3 separate regions of the Homo sapiens genome follow, and regions 1 and 3 are each linked to region 2. The links are chromatin loops, found by intact Hi-C in ENCODE. Cell type or tissue: dorsolateral prefrontal cortex. All regions are shown on one strand.

Region 1 (8,000 bases), 640 kb before region 2:
TTAAAATGGGCAACAGAATTGAATAGGAAATTTCTCAGGGAACGATGGACAGATGGACAATAAGCACCTGAAAAAATGCTCAACATTTTAGCCATCAAAGATATAAGAATTATAACCATCACAAGATGTCACCAACACTTAATGGGCATGGGTATCATTAAGAAGACACAACAATAAGTGCTGTCACTGATGTGGAGCGAGGATGTGCAGCTCTCGCATACGCTGGTTAAAGTACAGTATGCTGGTTTTCCATAAAGTTAAATAACTATGAGTCTACCCCAAAAAACTGCAATTCTATTCCTGAATATTTACCCCATGGAAATGAAAACAGAAGTCCACAAAGAGATCTACAAGAATATTCACAGCAGCTCTAGTTATTATAACCCCAAACTGTAAACAACTACAAGGTCAATCAATGAGAAAATGAATCGATAATTTGTGATCTATTCATATAATGGAATATTATTAAGCAATTAAAATGAAGAAGTGACTGATCCTCTCAAATAGGATGGATGGAACTCAAAAATATATTAAGGAAAGGAGGCAGATACATAAGTGTACATTCTGTATGAGCCCATTTATATCAGGTTTGAGGAGAGGTAAAACTAATCTTTAGTGAAGGAAACCAATAGTATTTCCCTCTGGCAGTGGGAAGAGGGTAGCAGGAATTGAATGAGCAGTGACACAGGGTGTTTCTAGAGTAATGGAAGTGTTCTGTATCATATGGGAGTGTGGTTTACACAAGTATAGGTGATCATCAAAACTCACCAAACAACATTTAAGATCTGTGCATTTCACACTATGTAAAAGTATACCTCAACTGAAGAGAGTGGAAATCTGTTTCAAATGCTCAGCCTTTTAACACATCCAGTTGCTTAGACTATGAACTTCCTCAAATGGGGTGTCTGGGCTTGAGATTAGATCACATGTGTAGAGTCGCTAGAGAGACAATGTTGCATTCCCATGGTACATAATACATTTCCCGTTTTCTCAGACAGCCACAGGTCATGAATGTGAGGATTCTGAGAGGTTGGAGCAACATTCTTGGGAGGCATGAGGGGGAGCACATTCTCCAAGATCCCCCCCAGCCCGGGGTCCTCGCCTGCTTTGACTATTACTCCGTTGTTTTCGGACTCCTCCGTAGCTGCCCGACCTCTTCAGATCCCATAGTCTCCCTTTATATCTTGAGTCCCACTGTTCTTCCAACTCATCCCCCATTCCCTCAGACCTGGAGTGGCAGTGGCCAGCAGAGGATGGATTGAGAGCAGGAGAGGATGTCCTGCCCAGGAACCCATCCTAGAGAAATGGCATCCTGCCTGGGAGCTAGTTTCCCAGGGTGGCTTTGATACGTCTTGCAGAAACAAACCCACTTGACACACCTGATACGGTATTGACAGTAACACTATTTTTCGTGGTTGTTTTTCATAGTAAAAGTAGATCCCTTTAGTTACACTGTGAGTACTTAGAGTAAGGTGACTGGCCTGGGAATGATACCATCTTGGATGTCATTTTCTCCTTGGAGAAATGTATTTTAGTTCCAATGCACATTTCACAATACAGTCCTATAGAGAGAAATACAGAGAGCTAGACAGTTAGAGATATACTTTTATGTGCATAAAAATATAAAATATGCACTTTAAAATCTGTACCTGTTATTCCTGAGAAATGTATTTGGCAGAAGGTGGGAGGGGGATATTCTGATCCTTTTATTTACATGTTTATGTATGATCTGAGTTTTTATATGGAGCATATACTACTTTTGATTTTTTAAAGAAAAATTAAAATCTGTCTTTGAAATGTACACAGTTGTTTAGAAGTTGAGGACCATTTTTGTTTGTTACAACATTATTGTACCTATAATGGGAATATTTCAAAGCCACTTGTTAACACTTTGTTAGAACAAAATGTAGAGGGTGCTGGGTGCCCCTGAATATTCTCCCACCTCTTGTGACCTGTATTGTTTTGGAATTTCCAGTGGCCTGACAATGAACTACTGCAGGAATCCAGATGCCGATAAAGGCCCCTGGTGTTTTACCACAGACCCCAGCGTCAGGTGGGAGTACTGCAACCTGAAAAAATGCTCAGGAACAGAAGCGAGTGTTGTAGCACCTCCGCCTGTTGTCCTGCTTCCAGATGTAGAGACTCCTTCCGAAGAAGGTAAGAAATCTGTGGCTGGACATCTACACACTTGGACGCTGGGATGAAAAGCCATGGAAAATCTCACTGATGCAGAAACCTTCCATGCTACACGAGAAATCAAGTGTTTTTAGAGGGTCTGCCATGTGGAAGGAAGCCTCAGTGCACTCTCTCAAGGAGGCAGAGGTGTGACTTTTGGCACAACGTGAGTGGGCTGTGCCTTTAGGACAGGTGCAAACCCTCCAAGGTGCTCAACTTAACCACTCACCTTGTTCTAAAATGGGTTATCTCAGTATCCCAGTCCAAATTCGTATTCTATCATGCTGCCATATGTGTGATTCTTTCCAAGCCAGTAAGCATCTCCAGTAATTTCTTAAGGTAGGCAGCGTTCATTGCAGTCTTCAGCATTGCAGTTTCTGAGGAATGTGGCCCCTGATTCTGTCATCCTAGAGAAACCTGACATGACTGTATTGATTCCATATCATCCTGGGTCTCTGTGGCTCTTCATAATCATCCATTTTTTCCCTGTACAGACTGTATGTTTGGGAATGGGAAAGGATACCGAGGCAAGAGGGCGACCACTGTTACTGGGACGCCATGCCAGGACTGGGCTGCCCAGGAGCCCCATAGACACAGCATTTTCACTCCAGAGACAAATCCACGGGCGGGTCTGGAAAAAAATGTAAGCCACTTTGATTTGGACTCTTTGGCCTTTTGCTCACCAATCTTTGCAAACAGAATTGGTTCTGTGTTACAGAAAATCTGACCTGGACTGCTCTTTTTTGTAATGGGGGAGAGGGGACAGAAGAAAATATTGGAAAGGCATCAGGGGGCTAAGCTAGAATATAATTGGCCTTAGTATGGAAAGTACAAGCAGCACAGGCCAGGAAACCTCCACACATGTGAGGGTTCTCAGGCCTCTTCCCTTTAGTGACATTTCTTTAAAGTTTCCATTATTGGGGACTGTCTCTAGTTTCTAGTGTTTGTATGCTAGGTTCCAGTAATCAAAGATGCCCTTTATGAAATTTAAGTCAGATTTTTCGAGAAAAAATTTGGATGGGCCATCAGGTCACCATGGGACTTCCCTTAGCCTCATGCATTCTCTGCGATGGTTTACTTTGGGGCCTATGAATAGGGAAGACTGAGATATAGGAAAAACCAAAGTGTCTGTGTTCCCCCACTCTCACACCCATGCAGCATAACACTTCTCACACCAGATGTGGGGGGATTTCTCCTCACACCCCAAGCGAGTCTCCAGCAGATACCAGCTGGGTGTCCTACAATGTAACTCAGTGCTGACACTCTATCTGGAGACAGTGTCAGATCCCATAAGTTAAGGCTCAGTCCCACAAGACCGCCCCACTGCAGATGCCAATCCCAAGTTCCAGGCGGTGACCTGTACTTCTGCCCAACTGGACAAAAATCTGTTTTTCTACTTGATTACTTTGCTAGAGTGGCTCACAGAACTCAGGGGAACACGTTACTTTTATTTACCCATTTGTTATAAAAGATATTACAAAGGATCCTGGTGAACAGCCAGACAGAAGAGATGCACGGGGCAAGGCATGTGAGAAGGGGCTCAGAGTTTCCATGCCCTCTCCAGTGCACCAGCCCCCGGTACCCCAAGTGTTCAGCAACCCAGAAGCTCTCCAAGTGCAGTCTTGCTGGGTTTTTATGGAGGCTTCATTACAGAGGCACAGTTGAATACATCGTTGGCCATTGGAGACCAGCTCACCTTCAGCTCCTGTTCCCTCCCTGGAAGTTGGACGTGGGGGGCTGAACAGTTCCAACCCTGCAATCACATGGTTGGTTCCTTTGGCAACCAGCCCCATCCTGAGACTATCCAAGAACCCACCAAGAGTTGCTTCATTCAAACAAAAGATGCTCCCTTCACTCAGGAACCCCCAAGGGATTTAGGAGCTCCGTGTCAGGAACTGGGGGGCAGAGACCAAATATACGTTTCTTATTCTACCACAGTGTCATATGAAGGGGAGGACAACACTGCCTTTCTGTGTCTTGCCCCATAGAGGGCGCACAATGCATGGAAATAAATGTTTCTGAATCAACAGCAAACAGGCTTCATCGGGTAGGAGAGCGCTGAGCCCTCCAGGGACAATGCACATCAATGATGTCCCACTGTCCTTTGGTGCTGGGGCTCTAAGGCCTCCACTGGGTCAGGCTCCTGAAGGGAGACCCATTCTCCAAAGACCCCCGAGGGTCACCACTCCCTGTCCAGGGGTGTGGCCTCATAGCTCCTTTTGAACAGGGGCACAGGAAGGACGGCTTTAGAGCATTCAAAAAATAACTTTGCCAAAATAATAATAATAATAATAGAAAGGAAGAAGAGGCTGAGCATGGTGGCTCACACCTGTAATCCCTACACTTTGGGAGGCTGAGACAAGCAGATCACCTGAGGTCAGGAGTTCGAGACTAGCCTGGCCAAAATGGTGAAACCTCATCTCTACTGAAAATAGAAAAAAAAATTAGCCAGGTGTGGTGGCGTGCACCTGCAGTTGCAGCTACTCAGGAGGCTGAAGCAGGAGAATCGCTTGAACCCAGGAGATGGAGGTTGCAGTGAGCTGAGATCATGCCACTGCACTCCAGCCTGGGCGACAAGAGCAAAACTCCACCTCAGAAAAAAAAAAAAAAAAAAAAAAGAAGGAAGGAAAAAGAAACACTCCTTTATGTCTTCTAAGGATAGACATGAAATGCGTGAGCCTTGGAACACCTTCTCCCTCTCCTGCCCCACGTGAGCTGGAGCTTACATGCCTTCTTGTTTTCAGTACTGCCGTAACCCTGATGGTGATGTAGGTGGTCCCTGGTGCTACACGACAAATCCAAGAAAACTTTACGACTACTGTGATGTCCCTCAGTGTGGTAGGTTGCCTTCTTTTTGGTAAGGAAACTGCTTACTTAATATGGATTTGCAACAAAAAAGGAAAAGGGCTTCTGAGCAGACTGCTTCTGGGGAGGAGATAGCTGCCCTCTCCATCAGACCCCACTCTTCATCATGGGCATCTTGAATCTGCCCTACTATTGGCCACATTTGTTAGAGGAACACCTGCCCATCGCCCCAGGCACACATAAATAAAATAAATGTAAAATTCCCAAAGAGCAAGCTTAGAGGTAATCTAGTCAGCCCCAGGATGGTCCCACTGAATGCTGCCATGTCTAGCGTGGGATGCATGAAAAATTTAGAGTCATTCGGATGAAAAACTTTCCCTTTCCACAGCTGAGAAGTAAGAAAGAAAATACAAACAGCAGGAAACAGGTAAGCATGTAACGCACATTGTAAACCTCAGATGGCCATCCTAGGAATTCAATGAAAGGTAGTGCAGCTCTTTAGCCCCAGATGGCCTTTCTTATAAGTTTACTACTCACAAGTCACATTAGTGACATAGCTTAGAGACTGCTTGTTGGGTTCCATCCTCATTGCTCTGAGACTCTTGTTGGGAGTATGAGGCTTGGATCAGGGGAAGGGGAGTTGACATTAGTTCTTAAAGAATTGGAATAACAAATCCATGGGTATTTCTGAAAAAAAAAAAAAAAAAAAGAAAGGAAGCTACTTGGAATTGTCCCATATTTAACATTCTGCTGACCAATCAATTTGTCCTAGTTACAGAAAACCACCCTGGACTTCTCCTATGCATAATTTGGTTGCTTGTGGTTGGGTCTGCCATGTGGAGGGACCTTGAGCTGGGGGAAGGAGCTTGGCCTCCAAGTCCACTGAAGACCAGCATCCTGAGATTGCCTGGGAAGGTGGTACAGGGCAGTGATGAAGATCATGGGAGCCACACTGCCCAGCTTCGCATTTGGGCTTCTCCTAGGGACACCAAGAGGGAGGAAGGAGGGGTTAGGATGGTATGAAAGATTCTACTTGGCCAATATTATTGTAATGCGGCATTGTGATCTCTGGATTTAGCATGAGTTGATAGCTGACTTTTTCTGCAGAAGCATCTTGGTGGCACCTCTAACTCAAAGTCCCTCGATGGAGTCAGTTCCAGTTCTCCACTTCTGGCCCCATCTGGTACACACCACTGCCTCTCACTGCCCGGGCTCTCTATCCTTGACAGGCTGCCTTGAAGTTGAGCCCAGACTGATTTTCTTGCCTCAGACCCCACTACCGTGCCTGGGACTCATGCACCTTTGACTCCCATGGAAGGGAAGTGCAGTAGTTTCCCAGGTGCAATTCTGGTGTCCTCACCCACATTGAGGATGTACAAGAATCAGGTTCTTAGAGATTGGAGAAAGAAGGAAGAATGGGAACAAGATTTTTCCCAAAGGACTGTGAGGTCCCCCACCTAACCTTGATGTGAGACAAGTGAGGTTAACCCCAAGCCTGGTGAGAAGCGTTCCCATCAGACACTTGGAAATCCTGAGGACTGTTTCATGCAGAAGGATATGGTTTATTCAGGTTTGACTCGTGCTTGAGAAAGCTAGAGCCTCTGGTGGTGAATGATTTTAATAACTATTTCCTTTCCACCAACATATACAGTACAAATAATAATAAGCAAAAATAAATAGAAACATTCAGTTTTGTTTTGAATAGTAGGAGCAGGGTACCATCATTTCTGTAGTTACTCTTTTAGTACAACGATGCATGTCTACTGTATGTAAGGCATACTAGCAGAAATTGAGCTCAGCACTAGAGAAGATGATTGCATTCTATGCCTTGCTTCTTTTTTTAAAAAAAGGCTTCCATAGATAGATTCTCAGAACAGCCCATGGCAAATGTAAAGTTATTTGGAAAACCCAGGTTCCAGATTCACTAGAGCATAGAATCTCTGGTTGGTTGGGAAGGAATTTCCTCTTACAGTTGTTACTAATAATTGTATGAACAATTATTTAAAATATTAACATTTACATTTGTGAAGACCTTGAAGGGCTGGAGACAACAGAGAAGCATTTTTGAATACCCTCTGCAGCCCCTGCACTGTTGTAGGCATTGGTGGATGGTACCAAAGATGGGACACTGTCCCTACCTCCAGAGACCCTGTGGGCTGGCTACAGAGAGAAGGCAGGGAGGAGGAAAAGAAGAATAAAGTCATATGTTTAAGTCACCCCCACGGCCGTTGGTTAGTCATGGGAGGCTCCCCAGAGGAGCTGTCCTGAAGCTGGCTGACAGAAGGCAACATTTCAACTTAGGACAGTAATCCTTGCTACATACAATCACATACACACACACACACACGTGCACACACAGAGACTCACATGGAAAAATAAACCTTTGTGCCTTTCAGCAGTGATGACAATTATGGTTTTCAGTAAACTTTACATGGTTTAGATGGTGATGGTGATGATGATGATTATGGGAAGGATGGCATCATGTTCTAAACATACTGCATGGAGTCAGAATAACAATGACAAATAACCATTTGTCCCAATCAAGGTTTTCTCAGAAAATATCTCATTCTGATGCTAAACTATACCAGTCTGTTTGATCACTTCTCCAACAAAATAATTACAAAGTGCTTATATTTTCTTGAAAAGAGAGGGTCCTGTGTTGTCTACTACCACTTTTGAAACTTAGAGAAAATGTTCCAAAAGATGATGATTTTACTATTTAGTTCGGCCTTTAAGATGTCAAAAACTCAGTGCTTGGAATTTGTCTCGAATTACACCACAAAATTGCTACCTTGTCTCAAATGGGATTTCTTTCCCACCTTGTGCCACAGCGGCCCCTTCATTTGATTGTGGGAAGCCTCAAGTGGAGCCGAAGAAATGTCCTGGAAGGGTTGTAGGGGGGTGTGTGGCCCACCCACATTCCTGGCCCTGGCAAGTCAGTCTTAGAACAAGGTAAGAACAGGCCCAGAAACGATTTATACTGTCCCTCCACGTAAGCCCTGCAAAACCCTTCTACATTT
Region 2 (8,000 bases):
CAAGGCCAGACTGGTCAATATAATGAGACCCTGTCTCTATAAACACACACACACACACAAAACTCCACTGGTAAATCAAAATGTACTTATATAGGTTTTAAAAGCTGAATTAGGCTGGGCACGGTGGCTCACACCTGTAATCCCAGCACTTTGGGAGGCCGAGGCGGGTGGATCACGAGGTCAGATCAAACCATCCTGGCTAACACGATGAAACCCCATCTCTACTCAAAATACAAAAAAAAAAAAAAAAAATTAGCCGGGCGTGGTGGCAGGCACCTGTAGTCCCACCTACTTGGGAGGCTGAGATGGGAGAATGACGTGAACCTGGGAGGCAGAGCTTGCAGTGAGCCGAGATCGCGCCACTGCACTCCAGCCTGGGCGACAGAGCAAGACTCTGTGTCAAAAAAAAAAAAAAAAAAAAGCCGAATTAGCGCCTAGGAGACACATTGATATACATTGAAGCTAGAATAACTTAAGGAACTGCATATGTGTTATCTTTCCTGCTTTAAGAGAAACTCATTTGTGACACCTGTGTAGCCAATAATTAGACAAGTCTATTCTAATCCTAAAAATCCATTTAAGCCTGTTTTCCAAAAAAGAGCAGTTGTCATTAATCATGAAAACAGAGTTGGCTTAATTCAGCTATGAATGCTTTCAGGTGAATGACAGCTTTTAAATGTCAGCTTTCTCATCAACGCTCGCCTCTCTTCTCACAAACACTGAAACCTTCCACCTTTGCAGACAGCAGCCTTCCTGGCTCAGTCAAGCAGGTGGGCCAGTTGAGCACTGCTGCGTGTGAGCAGCCCGCCTCCTGCTGGTGAGTAAGAAAATGGCATCACTTTTCAGGGGCCTTGAGCTAGTCAACGTTACTGCTTGGCAACGGGTGTCACCAAAACATGTTTTGTTGTTCTCACATTGTCTTATGACTATCTCTTTTTGGAGAATATGTATATATGTATATATTTAAATGTATTTTGTTATTTTTTTTTTTGAGACGTTGTTTCGCTCCTGTTGCCCAGGCTGGAGTGCAATGGTGAAATCTCCGCTCACTGCAACCTCCACCTCCTGGGTTCAAATGATTCTGCTGCCTCGGCCTCTCAAGTAGCTGGGGTTACAGGTGCCTGCTACCACACCCGGCTACTTGGGAGGCTGAGGGAGGAGACGGAGTTTCACCATGTTGGCCAGGCTAGTTTTGAACTCCTGACCTCAGGTGATCTGCCCGCCTCCGTCTCCCAAAGTGCTTGGATTACAGGTGTGAGCCACTGCGCCCGGCCTATTTTGTTATTTTTTTTAAGAGAAATCATCAGAGTGTTGGGATTTAATGGGGTGTCTAGCCAAGGGCTCCGGGGAATACAAGGCTACACTGTAAGCAATACAAGGCTACTCCACTAAGCTCCAAACTCCCCAAGCCATGCTTTAGAATGCAATTCAGAAGGGCATTTGTTTTTATTTATTTATCTATTTTTGAGACGGAGTTTTGCTCTGTCACCTAGGCTGGAGTGCAATGACACAATCTCGGCTCACTACAACCTCCACCTCCTGGGTTCAAGCGATTCTCATGCCTCAGCCTCCTGAGTAGCTGGGATTACAGGCATGCACCACCCCACCTCGCTAATTTTTGTATTTTTAGTAGAGATGGGATTTCATCACTTTGGCCAGGCTGATCTCGAATTCTTGACCTCAGGTGATCTGCCTGCCTCGGCCTCCCAAAGTGCTGGGATTACAGGCATGAGCCACCATGCCTGGCCCAGAAGGGCATTTTTGACAATGATTCTAACAGTGGTGATTTCTGCTAGGAGTGGAATGTGTGCCAAGTGCCACAGACGAGATCTTACAGAGTCTTGCCCCATGGGGCCCTAAATGCTTCCTAAAGGGGAAGTGAATTAAAATAATATCTATCAACCTATTTTGAGATTAATGGGGGAAATGGAACAACATAAATATTAAGTAGCAGAATTATTAATAGGTACCATTTATTGGTTATTTTAAAAGTGCTTTGTGTTCAACTATTGTTACAAGTTGACATATGGGAAAAATCTACACTTGAGCTAGAAAATATGCTGATTTGTATTTTTGATAATGACATTCTCTAGTTTTTGGTTGGCTTAGGTCAGCAGTGACCAAAATTATCCACATAGATGGGATTCTGAATGCGGAATCATCACTAATAGGATGTGAGAGGGGTCAAAGCCGACCACAGAGCCTACCTTTTGTGCAAAGTATAGTTATTCTGGCACAAAGTAGACTATTATTTTTGCTAGAGTGAATGCAGAAATATTTTCATTCAAGAAACATGTGTTGGGTGTCTAAGATGTGCCAGGCACTGTCCTGGACCCTGGGGATACATCCCAGTAAACAAGAGAGATGACAAATAGCAAGCCAACAATCCCTGCCTTGTGGAGCTTCCCCATTAGCAGAACGGCGGCTCTCAGACCAGCGGCACCGGAAGCGCTTGTGCTGTGGCTCCCCCACTACCCCTCTGGGTCTGAATCCATAGGTCTGGGATTGCGCTCAAGGACTGGCAGTTCAACAAATTCCTAGGTGATGCCGATGTCGCTAGCCTGCAGAGCTTCGGAGAACTACTGCTCGCAGAAGGTCTACATACACTGTGGTCAACAAAGACAGAGAGACCCTATTTTTTTTTTTTTTTTTTTTTTGAGACAGGGTCTCACTCTGTTGCCCAGGCTGGAGTGCTGTGGCAAGATCATAGCTCACTCTAGCCTGGAAATCCTGGGCTCTCGAGTAGCTGGGACTACAGGCACATGCTTCTGTCCTCTGCTGATCTTTAAAAAATATTTTTTGTAGAGATGGGGTCTCACTTTGTTGCCCAGGCTGGTTTCGAATTCTTAGCTTCAAGTGATCCTCCCACCCTGGCCTCCCAAAGTGTGGGGCTGCCGGTGTGAACCACCACACTCGGTAGGGCAGAATTTTTCTCTTCTCTGGGAAACCGAGGTCTTTGCTCGTCAGGCCTTCCATGGACTGGGTGAGGCCCACCCACATTATAGAGGGTCATCTCCTTGACCTCAAAGTTAACTGAGTATAGATGTTAACCACGTCTACAAAAATACCTTCACAGCGACACCTTGACTACTGCTGGTTCCAACAACTGGGCTGTGTGGCCCAGCTACATTGACACAGAAAATTACCCATCACAGCTAGGCTGAAACTCATGTTTAAGACTAGATCTGTTTGACTTCAAGCCCCCTCTGCTTGTCTTGGATTCCTCAGACACGGGTGGGAACACCTAGTCCTTGCTGAAAGAAGGTAAATGCAACCCTGGAGAACAGCAGTGCTGAGCCTAAATGGGCTATGCCTCTGTGCTTACAGGGGTGCTGAGTTTAAACGAGCTATGCCTCTGTGTTTGCAGGGGTGCTGAGTTTAAATGTGCTATACCTCTGTGCTTTGCAGGGGTGATGAGTTAAATGGCCATGCCTCTGTGCTTGCAGGGGTGATGAGTTAAATGGGCTACACCTCTGTGCTTGCGGGGTGCTGAGTTTAAACGGGCTATGCCTCTGTGCTTGCAAGGAACAAGTGTAGAGCAGGTGAACCGTTTTCCTCACACATGGTCAACATGCTTTTCTGTGGAGTGACAATATTTTGTCCCCCCTGCCAGCCCCGTTTTTAATGAAGGAATTATGGGGGCCAGGATCCAGCTGTTAGCTTTTCAAATCTGCACACCTCTCAGAAATGCTCCTCCTGGGGACACAGTCCTTCGATTCCCTCTTGCCTGTTGTCGGCTGGGCCACTATGCAGGCGTGGCTGGGGTGCCTTTCAAAGTGGCGTTCACTCCCTTTTCCCCCAGGTCATTTTATTTTTGTTTCTGGACAAATCCAGCATTTTCCTTAAGGGTTTAGCGCCATCTGGTGCATCAGAGGCGCACTGCAGCTGCTTCCCTCCTGATACTGAGTGGGGTGTGCAGAGAATTGCCAGGGGCGCTTTCCTTTGAGGAGCTCCAAATGCCCGTGGGGTATGCGGTGTGTATGTGAGTGGCGAGTGTGTGCAGTGTTATGTATCTGTGTGTGGTGTGTGTTCTGTGTGTATGTGTGTTGTGTATATGCGTATGCTGTATGTGCAGTGTGTGTGGTGTGTATGTATGTGTGTGTGGTATATGTGGTGCGCGTGTGTTGTGTGTGTAACGCATGGTGTGCATGTTATGTATATGTGTGCGCCGTGTGTGTTGTGTATGTGTGGTGTATGTGGATGTGGTGTGTATGTTTATGTGTGTGTGGTGCATATGTGTGGTGTGTGTGATGGGTGTGTGGTGCATATGGGTGGTGTGTGTGATGGGTGTGTGGTGTGTGTGGTGTGTGTGATGTATGTGTGGTGTGTGTAATGGGTGTGTGGTGCATGTGTGTGGTGTGTGATGTGTGTGTGGTGTGTGTAATGGGTGTGTGGTGCATGTGTGTGGTGTGTGTATGTGTGTATGTGTGTGGCATGTGTGATGTATGTGTGGTGTGTGTGTATGTGTGATGTGTGTTATATATGTGTGGTGTGTATGTGTGATGTGTGCGTTATGTTTATGTGTGTGGCATGTGTGACATATGTGTGGTGTGTGTGTGTGTGTGGTGTGTAGCTGTGACAATAAGTTTCTATAAAAATATTTTCCACATTGCGAACTTGTTCTAGCTGCTTGTTTATGGAGTCTAGTACACAGGGTATACAGGGTATAGACTTGCAAAGTCGGTTCAGAATTTACATTCAGACCTTTTTTACCAACTCTGCTGGGATCCTGAAACCCCTCTGGAATCCAAAAGCCTTCAGGACAGCATCATTTTCAGAGGAGGGTCCCATGTGTCAGGCCAGGCAGGCATCTGGTGGAGGCTGCACTGTGGCCGTGCAGAGGAAGACTCAGGGGACCCGCAGGCTGTGACCCCTACAGGTGAGTGAGCTCAGGGGACCCGCAGGCCGTGACCCCCACAGGTGAGCGAGCTCAGGGGACCCGCAGGCCATGCCCCTCAAGGCAGAACTCCTGGGGGTGGAGGGAACCCCCCGGGGGTGCTGAGGCTCCTGCAGAGGGAGGACGCCCCTGGCCGGAAGCTGCACCCCAGGGAAGTGCGTTGCAGAGCCTTGGTGCTCTGCCGTGCTGGAGTGACAGTCCAGAAGAGAAGAAGGGTTTCTGCAGTGCAGGAGAGCGCTTGGAGAGCCCCAGCCCCAGGTCTGCATGGTCAGGATCGGCCTCCAGGGGCAGGCGTGTGGTGTCACTGTGTGTGTACCCACGCAAGCATGCCTTCACTTGTCTTTCAATCCCAGTCAATCTTATCTTTCCTTTCCTCTCTCCACAGTGCCTGACAGTTTTAGCATTCAGCCTTAAAAACCCAAACCCCCAAGTTTCACCATTTTGTAATACTTTGCAACTTACAAACGGCGAAACACACACTCATTTCATTATTTATAGCTTGGTAGATCTTACTGGCTCTGTGTGGCAGGCGACGAAAAGGCTGTGAGCCTTTGAGCAACTTGCCTGGAAGAGGAGGAAATGAAACCGGGCCTTTGACGACCTGCCAAGGGCCATTTCTGCTGCCCCAGAGCAAACCTTCGCACACAAGCTGAGTGCCTTGGAAACGCACTGCAGAGGGGCGGGTGCTGTCCTGGCACTGACTCAGCTTTTCACAGCGCAAGGCCGAGCCCGAACGACGCGCTGGCTTTAATGGAGATCTGTCGCAGCCGTTCCATCCCATCTGCACATCCACTTAGGCGGCGGGTCCAGGGTCATGGATTCAAGAGAAGTGGCATCAAACCTGCTTTACTTAAACCAACAAGCAGTTCAGAAAATACACTCCCAAATAACCGGGGATCTAGATCTCCGGGAATAATAAATTACACCCATCTCCCAATACTGGGACTGCATTTGTGTGTGAAGGCAGTCAATGGCTGAGAGACGGCTCTGCGGTGAGATGCTGGGGCAAAATAGATCAAAAAAGATCTCAGCTCCCTGGAGCCACTGCTGCTTCAGTGTCCTCCACTGAGGGAGGTGCACCTCCTAGCCTCTCCTGGACTGTAACTCTGAAGGGGTGGGTGTGGGTGTGGGGAGCATGGATAAGGGGCAGTTCGTTGGAGATTGTCAGTCTTGCATCTTGATCGCTGGCTCCAGCCTGGATTCTCCTCTGAGGTGGTCTAGGCATCCACTCCTTTCCCCACTGAACCCCTAGCTGAGATGTCCACAATGAATGTGTGTCTCCCCGAACAACCTGCTTTTGTTTCTGTCTCCTCTTCCAGCCAATGGCACCACCATCGTTCTAAGCTAGACATTCATGCATCAACATTAACCCGTCTCCTCTCATCCTGTCTTCTAATCCACTGCCAAGTTCTGCAGATCCGACCTCAAGCCCATCCCCTCCTCTGTATTCCCTGGCCGGATTCCTGGTGCCTGGTGTGTCTCTGGTTTGGCCCTTTTAGGGGGTGCTCTGCTCTGCTCCCAGTCCCACCACCTTGGGACTGAGGTCACACCGTCACATCACGGCGATAGGGCAGCTCACGCCCAGTGGTGGAGGGTGGATGCGAAGGGCTCACCTCTAGCCTCCTACCTCTGGCTCCCCTCAGTCTTCTGTGGCAACCGCACTGCAGTGGGACTCCACCTCTGCCCAACCCTGCTTCCTTCTCTTCCTGAAGGTGCTGTTGAGAGCACCCCAAGACACTCCCTGCCTGCAAGTCTCAGAGCCTGTTCTCCTGGGAACCTATAACCTGTGGCACTTGGTGCCTGGATAGTCCTAGGAAGCAAACTCTAAAATGGAGTTAGAGCTGGAATCCCTCCCGCCAGTGGCCAAAGAGGAGCCTGTCACTGTTGGAAGAAAGTGCTGGAAGCTCTGAGTGGGGCCCCGAGGAGCAAAGGGCAGGGTCAGGCGGCATGCAAGCGCCCTGTCTCTGCGGCTGTGCACGCAGGCAGACCCTGTGGATTCCAGGTGTCTGTGGAGGGAAAAGAGGTCACGTGGGGCTACCTGCGGGCCAATAAGAGCATCCCAGCAAAGATTTTGGGGGTTCAGCAGCTGAGAACGATGGACCATTTGAAAGAGAGCCCCTGGCACGCTACCGAGCCCTGTGGAGTTGGAGCATCTGTGCAGCAATTGTCATAAGACAGAAGTGGGGCATCTAGGCCCAGGCCCAAGCAGGCCCACGGGGCGTGAGCGAGCTGCACAAGCAGGTCCTCAGACCCCCGTGCCATCCACACCGTGGCATGACTGCCTCTCCTTGGGCTCACAACCATGGCCCCACGGTGGTAGTGGCCGGGCTGGGGAGATTCCTTATGACACACTGAGGGATCCAAGCTTGGTTCACAATTGAGTTAGCTTAACATACGGCTGCAAGCCAAAAATGCACTGTCGCTATCCTGTAATCCTCTTTAGGGTTGAAAGAGTGGTGAGGGGAGACCCTGTCAATAAGCAGAGCCTTGGGCAACGCAACTGCTATGGTCCGAGTGTTTGTGTCTCCCCAGATTCCTATGTCGAAACCTAATCACCAAGGCGGTGGGATTAGGAGGTGAGGCCTTTGCAAGGTGATTGGGTCATAAGTCAGAGCCCTCGGGAATGGGATTAGTGCCCTTATAAAGAGAGGGCATTAACCAGTCACCTCTCATCCTGTGAGGCCCCAGAGAGCTGTCTTGCCCCTTCTACCATGTGAGGGTATAGCTAGAAGACGTCATCTACAAACCAAAAAGTGGTCCCTCATGAGACCCCAAATCTGCTAGTGCATTCATCTTTGACTTCTGAGCCTCCAGAACTGGAAGGAATAAATGTGTGTTGTTTATAAGCCAGCCAGTCTACGGTATTGAGTGACAGCAGCCCAAACAGATGAGGCAGCAGCTGACAGTGGACTGTGTGTGGAAAGGAAAGAGTCCTGAGTTAGGAAGAGATACAAGCTCCTAAGCAGTGGCAAACGTCTTGGCAGCCTCTTTAAGGGCAGGGACAGAGAAAATCTGGAAGACTGAGGACAGGTAAGACAAGGAGCTCTGCAGAGCAGGCACGTGGACAGACCCATGGGAGGGGCAGGACATGTCCGCATGTTTG
Region 3 (8,000 bases), 440 kb before region 2:
CCAAGTTTCAATATATGAGTAACTGTGGGAGCTAAGGCCACTGCATTTGATCTCTCTGAATATCCTTTCTACCCACCAGGCTGCAATCGGTAGCAGTCACCATTGAACATCCTTGAAGCAATTCTTCCAAAATTACCTTGCATCAAAGACTGCACAAGAACTGCTCTAAGCGGAAGGACTGATGTCGGCAACCAGGGTTCCACCAGGGGCTGCAGACAGCCCTTGACCTTCAGGTGGGAAGGTGTCACTGAGTTCAGACCCTCTGGCAATCCCTAGCTATCAACATTTTGATAAGAAAATAAGTGGAAAGGTAAAATTAGACAAAGACATTATTACCTTAGAGGACAATTAAGCATTGGTGGCTAATCTAAACATATCCTTACAATTTTTATTTTAGTACTAGCTATGATTTATTGTAGGTTTTCCATCTGTGCCAGGCACTAACAGCACTATGAATTGCCTATACCACGCTACAATCACCAGATTTTTCTCTTTTATTATTACCACTTATAGATCAGGACATTGAAACTCATTTGCCCAAAGTATGCCAATGGAAATTGGTGGAGCCAGGTTCTAACCCAAATATCTAGGTCTTAAGTGATTACTTTTAACCACTGTACTGCAATTTACTACTGGGAGGAGGAATAATAATATCTATACTTGATTGATTAATGCCTACATACTAATCACTTTACTAAGCTCTTTTTTAAATGTTTCATTTCATTTGTAATTGACACATAGCAATTGTACATATTTATGGGGTTCAGTGTGATGTTTCAGTGCATGGATATATTGTATAATGATCAATTAGGGTAATCAGCATATCTATCACTTTAAACATTTATCCTTTCTTTGTGGTGAGAAAATTCAAAATCTTCTCTTCTAGTTATTTTGAAATATACAATATATTATTATTAGCTATAGTCACCCTAGTGTGTAATAGAACACCAGAATTTATTATTTCTGTCTAACTGGAATTTTGAAACCATGGACCAACTTCTCTTCTCTCCCCAACTACCTTCCTCGTCCTCTGGTACCACTATTCTACTCTAATTATATGAGATCAAGCTTTCAAAAAAAAATGCTTGTCAACAAATAATAATTGTACATATTCATAAGGTACATAAGATGTTTCAATACATATAATGTATAGTGATCAAATCAGGGTAATTAGCATATATGTCATCTCAAATGTTTATCATTTATTATATATTTGTGTTGGAAACATTCAACATCCTCCTTTTAGCTATTTGACACTATTCACTATACTACTGTTGACATTCTACAGTGGTGTAGAACACTAGAACTATTCCTCTTTTCAAGCTGTAATTTGTAGCCTTTAACAACTCTCTCCCTATCCCTCCCTTCCTGGGACCCTTCTCAGCCTCTAGTATCTTCTGTTTACTTTTTACTTCTTGAGATCAACTTCTTTTAGCTGCCACCTATGAGTGAGAACATACAGTGTTAATCTTTCTGCTCCTGGCTTGTTTAACATAATGTACTCTAGCTTCATCCATGTTGCTGCAAATAATAGGATTTCATTATTTTTTATAGCTGAATAGTATTCCATGGTATGTATATGCCACATTTTCTTTATCCATTCATGTGTGGTCAGACAACTAGGTTGATTCCATGTCTTGGTTATTGTGAACAGAGCTGCAATAAACCCGGGGCTGCAGATGACTCTGTGATATAATGATTTCCATTCTGTTGGATAAATGCCCCGTAGTGAGATTGCTGGATCATATGGTACTTCTATTTGTAGTTTTTTGAGGAACCTCCATACTGTTCTCCAGAGAGATTGTACTAGTTTAAATTCCCACCAACTGTGTAGAAAAGTTCCCTTTTTTTCTGCATCCTCACCAGCATGTGTTATTTTTTGTCTTTCTGATAATAGCCATCCTAACTGGGGTGAGCTAATACCTCATAGTGGTTTTGATTTCCATTTCGCTGATGATTAGTGATATTGAGCACATTTTCATATATTTGTTGGACATTTGTATGACTTCTTTTGAGAAATGTCTGCTCAGATCATTTGCCCGTATTTTAACTGCATTGGTTTTTTGCTGTTGAGATGTTTGAGTTCCTTGTATATTCTGGATACTACTCCCCTGTCCAATTAGTAGTTTACACAACACTAGGCACCATACCAGGTTCTTTACACAGGTTATTTCATTTACTCCTCACTCCAACCCTATGAGGGAGGTGCTATTGCTACTACTCTCATTTTACCCACAGAGAGTTCAGCAGAGGTTCATAACTTCCCCAAAGTCACACAGCTTTTGTGGCAGATGGAGCAGGGTTGGATGCCAGAGCCAGGCCCTCTAGCCCCACGCCTCGCTGCTGCAGGAGCCCGCCCATCTGCAGTCACTGCCACAGGCATCAATGGTAGTACCCAGATTAAGGATTTATTGAGCACCTACTGTATTCACAGAACTCTGATCAGTCTGAAAGCCCAAGCAATGAAGCAAACAAAGCCAAGGAATGATAGAAATCACAGAGTTCAAACCAGAGTCTAGGGCCTGAAGTGCACAGCATGGGCCAGGTTAAAGTGAATGAAACATTCCTATTTTGATCCTTTTCATTATTTATCATTCATACCCATAAATACCTTTAAGGGGATTAGTTTTAGTTGCAAAGTGAACAACAAGTAGGCAACAAATTAGCTCTTCCAACATTTTCTTCTCCTGAAAAGGCTCTTTGAAAGCCCTGTTTTGCAGAAACTTGCTCCTTTTGCATGACGGGTAAATCGTAGGAGACCTGGTAGATTATGCTACAAACTTAATGTGGAAAGGTTGCTTCATCCAAGATCCTGGAGTTTTCGTAGACATTGTCCTGATACTTCCCCTTGGGCAATACCAGCGCCTGCAGGCAACAGCTCTGACGCACTTAAGACTTAAATACTACCCACAGAAGTGCTGGCTTGGCTGGGAAAACCTTTTGCTAAATAGAAGAACAACATTTTTTTTTCTTTTCTGGAATTTGCAAACAGCATTTATTCTCAGCCTTGCCTTCCAAACGTTCCAATTGGACATTGCTGGGCAGCGTGGAAGCAGAAGCGAACGTCACCCAGGCCGGCAGGGGGCGGCACACCCCACACTTCGCTGCGCGCCCTCGCCTCCTTGGGAGGGAGTGTCCAGCTCCCAAAACCTGTCGTGGGTTTTGTCCCAAGTGACTTCAGCCAGCAGATGGTTCAAGTCCTGAGGCTGCAAAATTCGGGGTGGAAGGAGTGGGGCGTAAGGCTGAGAGTGGGGAGAGCAATCCAGGGGCGCCAGGGTGGGAGCCGCAGCGGGCCCGCGGCCGCCCGGAGGACACTGATGCTTCTGGAGCTCGCGAAGGGTCCCCCGCGGGAGAGGAACAAGGCCGCTTGCGCTCCGCAGAGGCGCAGGCACGGGGCTGGGGCCCGGGGCGGGGGCGCGGGTGGGCGGACCCCTCCCGCAAGCCCATGATGGCCAGGCCAAGGCCGCTGGGAAAGGCAGGACGCTCGCCCATGCGCTGCCAGCTGGGCTTTTCTCCTTCGCCCGCCCTGTGTTCCAGGGCGCGACCCCGTTCGGTCCAGCCGCTGGCTCCGGGGCTGAACCCCAGGTAGGTGGGTCGGAGCCCCTGAGAGAACTGGGGCTTGAGGGCGTTTCTGCTTCCAAGCGCAAGCACGGGGAGCCCTGATGCTCCAGCCCCTGGACACTGGATTGGAAACTGGCAAGGGTAGGAGATGTTTTGCAGGAGGCCGCCCTCTGTCTTCCTCTGTTCTAACACCTGCTGGACACAGGGAATCCTGATACCTGTATTTTTTACCAGAAAAAAATTCTAACAGCAGAAAAGTCAATGTGATGGGTTACGCCTCCTTAACGTGCCCCATTTGACCTTGTAAGCTTCCTTCCACAGGCTGACCTTGTTTTGTGCAATCAGTGTGATCTTTTGTCAGCTATGCAAAACAGTTTTTGTTTACTGAATCTGGTTTAAAAGGCAAGAAGTTGCTTCCCATAGGGCACTTTGATCCTTGGTGTAGGGCACTTTGATCCTCGGTGGAAAGGGATGTGTATGCCTTGAAACATGGAGAGTCACATGCGATGCTTGGTTTTGTGTAGAACTAACATGAGATAATCTTTTCACTGGTTTTCAGAATTGTGGAGAATTCACTTAGGAAAATAAGCATGTGTATCAATGGATGACTAATATGGACATGTACTTTAACTGATTTCACAGAAGCAGTGCTCCTGATATTTTGAGACACTAATTTTATTTGGTTCTTCTTTACCATATGATCAATTAGCTGCTTACCTCATAAGTTACAGAGGGAGAAGGTACTTCCTGTTTTCTCTTTATATCTCTTGTCCCTTATTTAAAGAAGCAATAGGGCACGTGCAGTGCCTCACTCCTGTAATCCCAGCACTTTGGGAGGCCAAGACAGGAGAACTGCTTGAGCACAGGAGTTCAAGACCAGTCTGGGCAACATGGCAAGACCTCATCTCTACAAAAAATACCAAAAAAATTATCCGGGTGTGGTGGCCGCACGCCTGTAGCCCCAGCTACTCGGGAGCTGAGGTAGGAGGATGATTGAGCCCAGGAGGACAAGGCTGCAGTGAGCCAAGATTGCACCACTGCACTACAGCCTGGGCAGCAGAGCGAGAGCTTGTGCCAAAAAAAAAAATATTTTTTAAAAAAAGAAGTAATAAAGGAGAAATCTTTTTGCTACGTTTAACTTATCCTCCACTATTCTAAAGTTTAAGCTTCAATAATTTATAAGTACAGTGACATTAACACTTTAAAGTTAGCTGATATGCTGATATGCTTAAAAACTGGAAAATATTTCAATTTTAAAAAATTCTAGGTGGGGTATGGTGGCTCATGCCTGTAATCCCAGCACTTTGGGAGGCTGAGGTGGGTAGATCACTAGGTCAGGAGTTCGAGACCAGCCTAACTAACATGGTGAAACCCCATCTCTACTAAAAATACAAAAATTAGCTGGGCATGGTGGCACGCACCTGTAATCCCAGCTACTCAGCAGGTTGAGGCAGAGGAATCGCTCGAACCTGGGAGGCGGAGGTTGTAGTGAGCTGAGATCATGCCGCTGCACTCCAGCCTGGGTGACAGAGACTCGGTCTCAAAAAAAAAAAATTCTATTCCATCTAGTAATTGACGCATATGATACATATGCATACATGTGTAAAAGTGTATATCTATTCATATGTATATGAAATAGGTATATTATACATTGTACTGAGTTTATACTTTTATTGGCCTTTTTGACTTTAAAAGTGGGTTATACAGACCTGTGAAACAAGCAGCAAAAATGAAAACACTGCACTTTTGTGTGATTCCGTAAACACACAAGAATAGTGGAGGTCAGGATCCATGCTGCTGGCCAGGCGTTAAGTTGGCGTTATCAATAATCACTGTAGTCTCTGTGGGTGCTGATGAATCTGAATTCCCCACATGTCGTGCCTTGGGAATTGCTCCTTTGACTAGATTACTGTTTTGAGGTTGACGCTGTTGTGTTTCTTACAAGAGTAGAAAACAAGTGCACAAAAATGGATTTAGGTAAGTGGAAATTTAATGCAGTCACAGCAGTGCCCCACACAAACAAAGTGATCTACAAATGTAGCCTTGATAAGGGTCCCTCGCTAGGCCAGTCGTCACCTACTCCCTCTGCTGGATGACAGCCCTCCGGTATCTGCACTCAGCTCCCACGTTCCTGGAGCTTCTCTTCTCAGACTGCGCAGCGCCCAGAGCTTCAGGTCTCTCCATATCCTTCATCAACACCTCCTGAAAGCGTGAGACCTTGGAGAGGCCCATGTCCTCCAGGTGTGGCCAGGAGAGCTGAGACAGAGCCCTGGGGTCCTTTCTTATCAACCCTTGTTTGGGTGTTCTATTTCTGTTAATCCTCCAAATAGTCATTTTAAAAAATACCATTCATTTTAAACCGGTAGCTCAGCTGTCCTGTGTAAGCTCCACACCCTCAACTCTATAGCTGATTACGTAGTTCATTATTAAGCTAATTTAAGAAATGTTAAATATATGAAAAAGTACAGAGGGAGCAAACATTGAAGCAACTTACCAACTTTCCCACAACCTGCAGTTAACAATTGTGAACATTTTCTCCTTTTAACTTTTCCCCAGTCCCTGGAACTTTCTGGCTCATCCTCTCTTCTCTAACCCAGTCTCCCTCAGCCACAATCATGATGAAGTGTGTACTCATCCAACCTGTTTTGGAACATTTAAAAATTCTTTTAATTAGTTTTTAAAAGTCAACTTTATATATGCTCATAGTTTAAAGAGTCAAAAAGTTCTATAAAAAAGCTTGAATTTCCTTCTCCCCAGAGGCAAACACTTCGACTCTTTAAACTGATCCTGTTGGCATTTACCTTCAAATCTCTAAATAACCTTCTGACCCTGGTACTTCTTTTTTCTCTTTTAATCATTACCTATGGACTTCCCACCCTGCAATATTAGGATTTAATTCTCTTTAATGTACCATCAACAATATACCACACACACACACACACACACACCATACATACACTGTGTGCACACATACCGCACACACCACACACCTCACACAACACACCACACACCCACAACACACCATACACCATGTACACACACAGACCACACACAGATCACCCACCACACGCTGCACACACACACCGTACATACACTATGCACATACACCATGCTTACACCATGCACACACATCATATACACACCTCACACATACCACAAATCCATAACACATATACAGTCACACCATGCACACCACACAGCATGCACACACACACCACACCCACACAGTATGCACACCCTACTTTTCATTGTTTGAGGAACCTCCATTCTGTTTTCCATAATGGCCACAATTTACATTTCCCCCAACAGTGTGCCAAGCTTCCCTTTTCTCCGTATCCTCACCAACACGAGTCATCTTTTGCCTTTTTGATAATAGTCATTCTAGTAGGTTTAAGGTGATATTAGAGTGTAGGTTTTTCTTTTGTTTTGTTTTTTATTTTTAGAGATAGGTCTTACTCTGTCACCCAGGCTGGAGTGCAGAGGTGCGATCATAGCTCACTGTAACTTCAAACTCCTGGGTTTAAGCAATCTTCCTGCCTCAGCCTCCCAAGTAGCTAGAACTACAGGTACACAATACCATGCCCAGCTAATTCTTTATTTCTTTATAGGGACAGGGTCTCACTATGTTGCTCAGGCTGGTCTCAAAACTCCTGGCCTCAAGCAATTCTCTCTCCTTAGCCTCCCAAAGTGCTGGGATTATAGGCGTGAGCCACCATGCCCAGCCCATATATTTCTTTGATTTGCATTTTTCTGATGAGTAGTGAATTTGAGCACCTTTTTATATACCTGTTCTCCACTTGTCTGTCTTTTGTTGATAAATGTCTATTCAGGTCCTTTGCCCATTTAAAAAATTGGGTTATTTGGGTTTTCTTTTTGCCACTGAGTTGTTTGAGCTTCTTACATATTTTTGAAGTTAACCCCAATCAGATGTATGGTTTGCAAATATTTTCTCCCATTCCTAATGTTACTTTTTCGTTCTGTTGATTGTTTCCTTTGCTGTGCAGAAATGTCATGCAATCCCATTTGTCTATTTTGTTTTTGTTACCTTTCCTTTGGGGTCATATCCAACAAATCAATGCCCAAACCAATGTCAAGAAGCTTTTCTTCTGTGTTTTCTTCCAGTAATTTCACAGTTTTAGATCTTATGTTTATGTTTTTAATCTACTTTGAGTTATTTTTTGTATGTGGTGTGAGATAAAGGTCCAATTTCATTCTTCTCTATGTGAATATTCAGTTTTCCCAGTACCATTTATGGAGGAGACAATCTATTTCCCATTTTGTGTTCTTGTCACCCTTGTCAAAGATCAGCTGAATGTAGATGCATGGATTTATTTCTGGATTCTCTATTTGGTTTCATTGATCTTTGTGTTTGTTTTCATGCCAGTACCATACTGTTTTGATTACTGTTGCTTTGTAATATATATCAGAAAATATAATGC

Evidence for each region. Peaks named below come from ENCODE experiments on the same cell type or tissue, not always from the same donor. Only the 100,000 strongest peaks of a DNase experiment are listed, where the experiment ranks them.
Region 1: it touches region 2 in a loop (10-fold over the local background); 73 of 110 quality-filtered maps call a loop at or near these places.
Region 3: a loop joins it to region 2, with 9 times the contacts of the local background. A loop is called at or near these places in 102 of 110 quality-filtered maps.

What each region holds. Positions count from the first base shown.
Region 1 is chr6:160,729,076-160,737,075 of GRCh38, forward strand. PLG (plasminogen) reads left to right here. Exons shown (of 19, transcript NM_000301.5): 11 at 1,976-2,157; 12 at 2,670-2,818; 13 at 4,920-5,013; 14 at 7,812-7,932. Among named protein-coding and RNA genes, the nearest start is that of PLG, 31 kb to the left of the region's middle. RefSeq lists a silencer at 4,114-4,193. In dorsolateral prefrontal cortex, a CTCF peak has its summit at 4,159; a DNase peak (open chromatin) is centred at 4,186; H3K27me3 peaks cover 289 bases.
Region 2 is chr6:161,370,191-161,378,190 of GRCh38, forward strand. All of the region lies in intron 10 of PRKN (parkin RBR E3 ubiquitin protein ligase), which reads right to left. Among named protein-coding and RNA genes, the nearest start is that of AGPAT4, 100 kb to the left of the region's middle. RefSeq lists enhancers at 3,643-3,792, 4,987-5,527. In dorsolateral prefrontal cortex, CTCF peaks have their summits at 809 (motif pointing left), 1,013 and 3,870 (motif pointing left); DNase peaks (open chromatin) are centred at 801, 3,871, 5,157 and 5,571; H3K4me3 peaks cover 1,215 bases; H3K27ac peaks cover 2,778 bases.
Region 3 is chr6:160,927,784-160,935,783 of GRCh38, forward strand. LOC102724087 (a long non-coding RNA gene) reads left to right here. Exons shown (of 6, transcript NR_187757.1): 3 at 80-233. Among named protein-coding and RNA genes, the nearest start is that of MAP3K4, 60 kb to the right of the region's middle. RefSeq lists an enhancer at 2,934-3,228. In dorsolateral prefrontal cortex, CTCF peaks have their summits at 3,089 (motif pointing right), 3,288 and 5,671 (motif pointing left); DNase peaks (open chromatin) are centred at 3,098, 3,586 and 5,679; H3K4me3 peaks cover 1,367 bases; H3K27ac peaks cover 1,181 bases.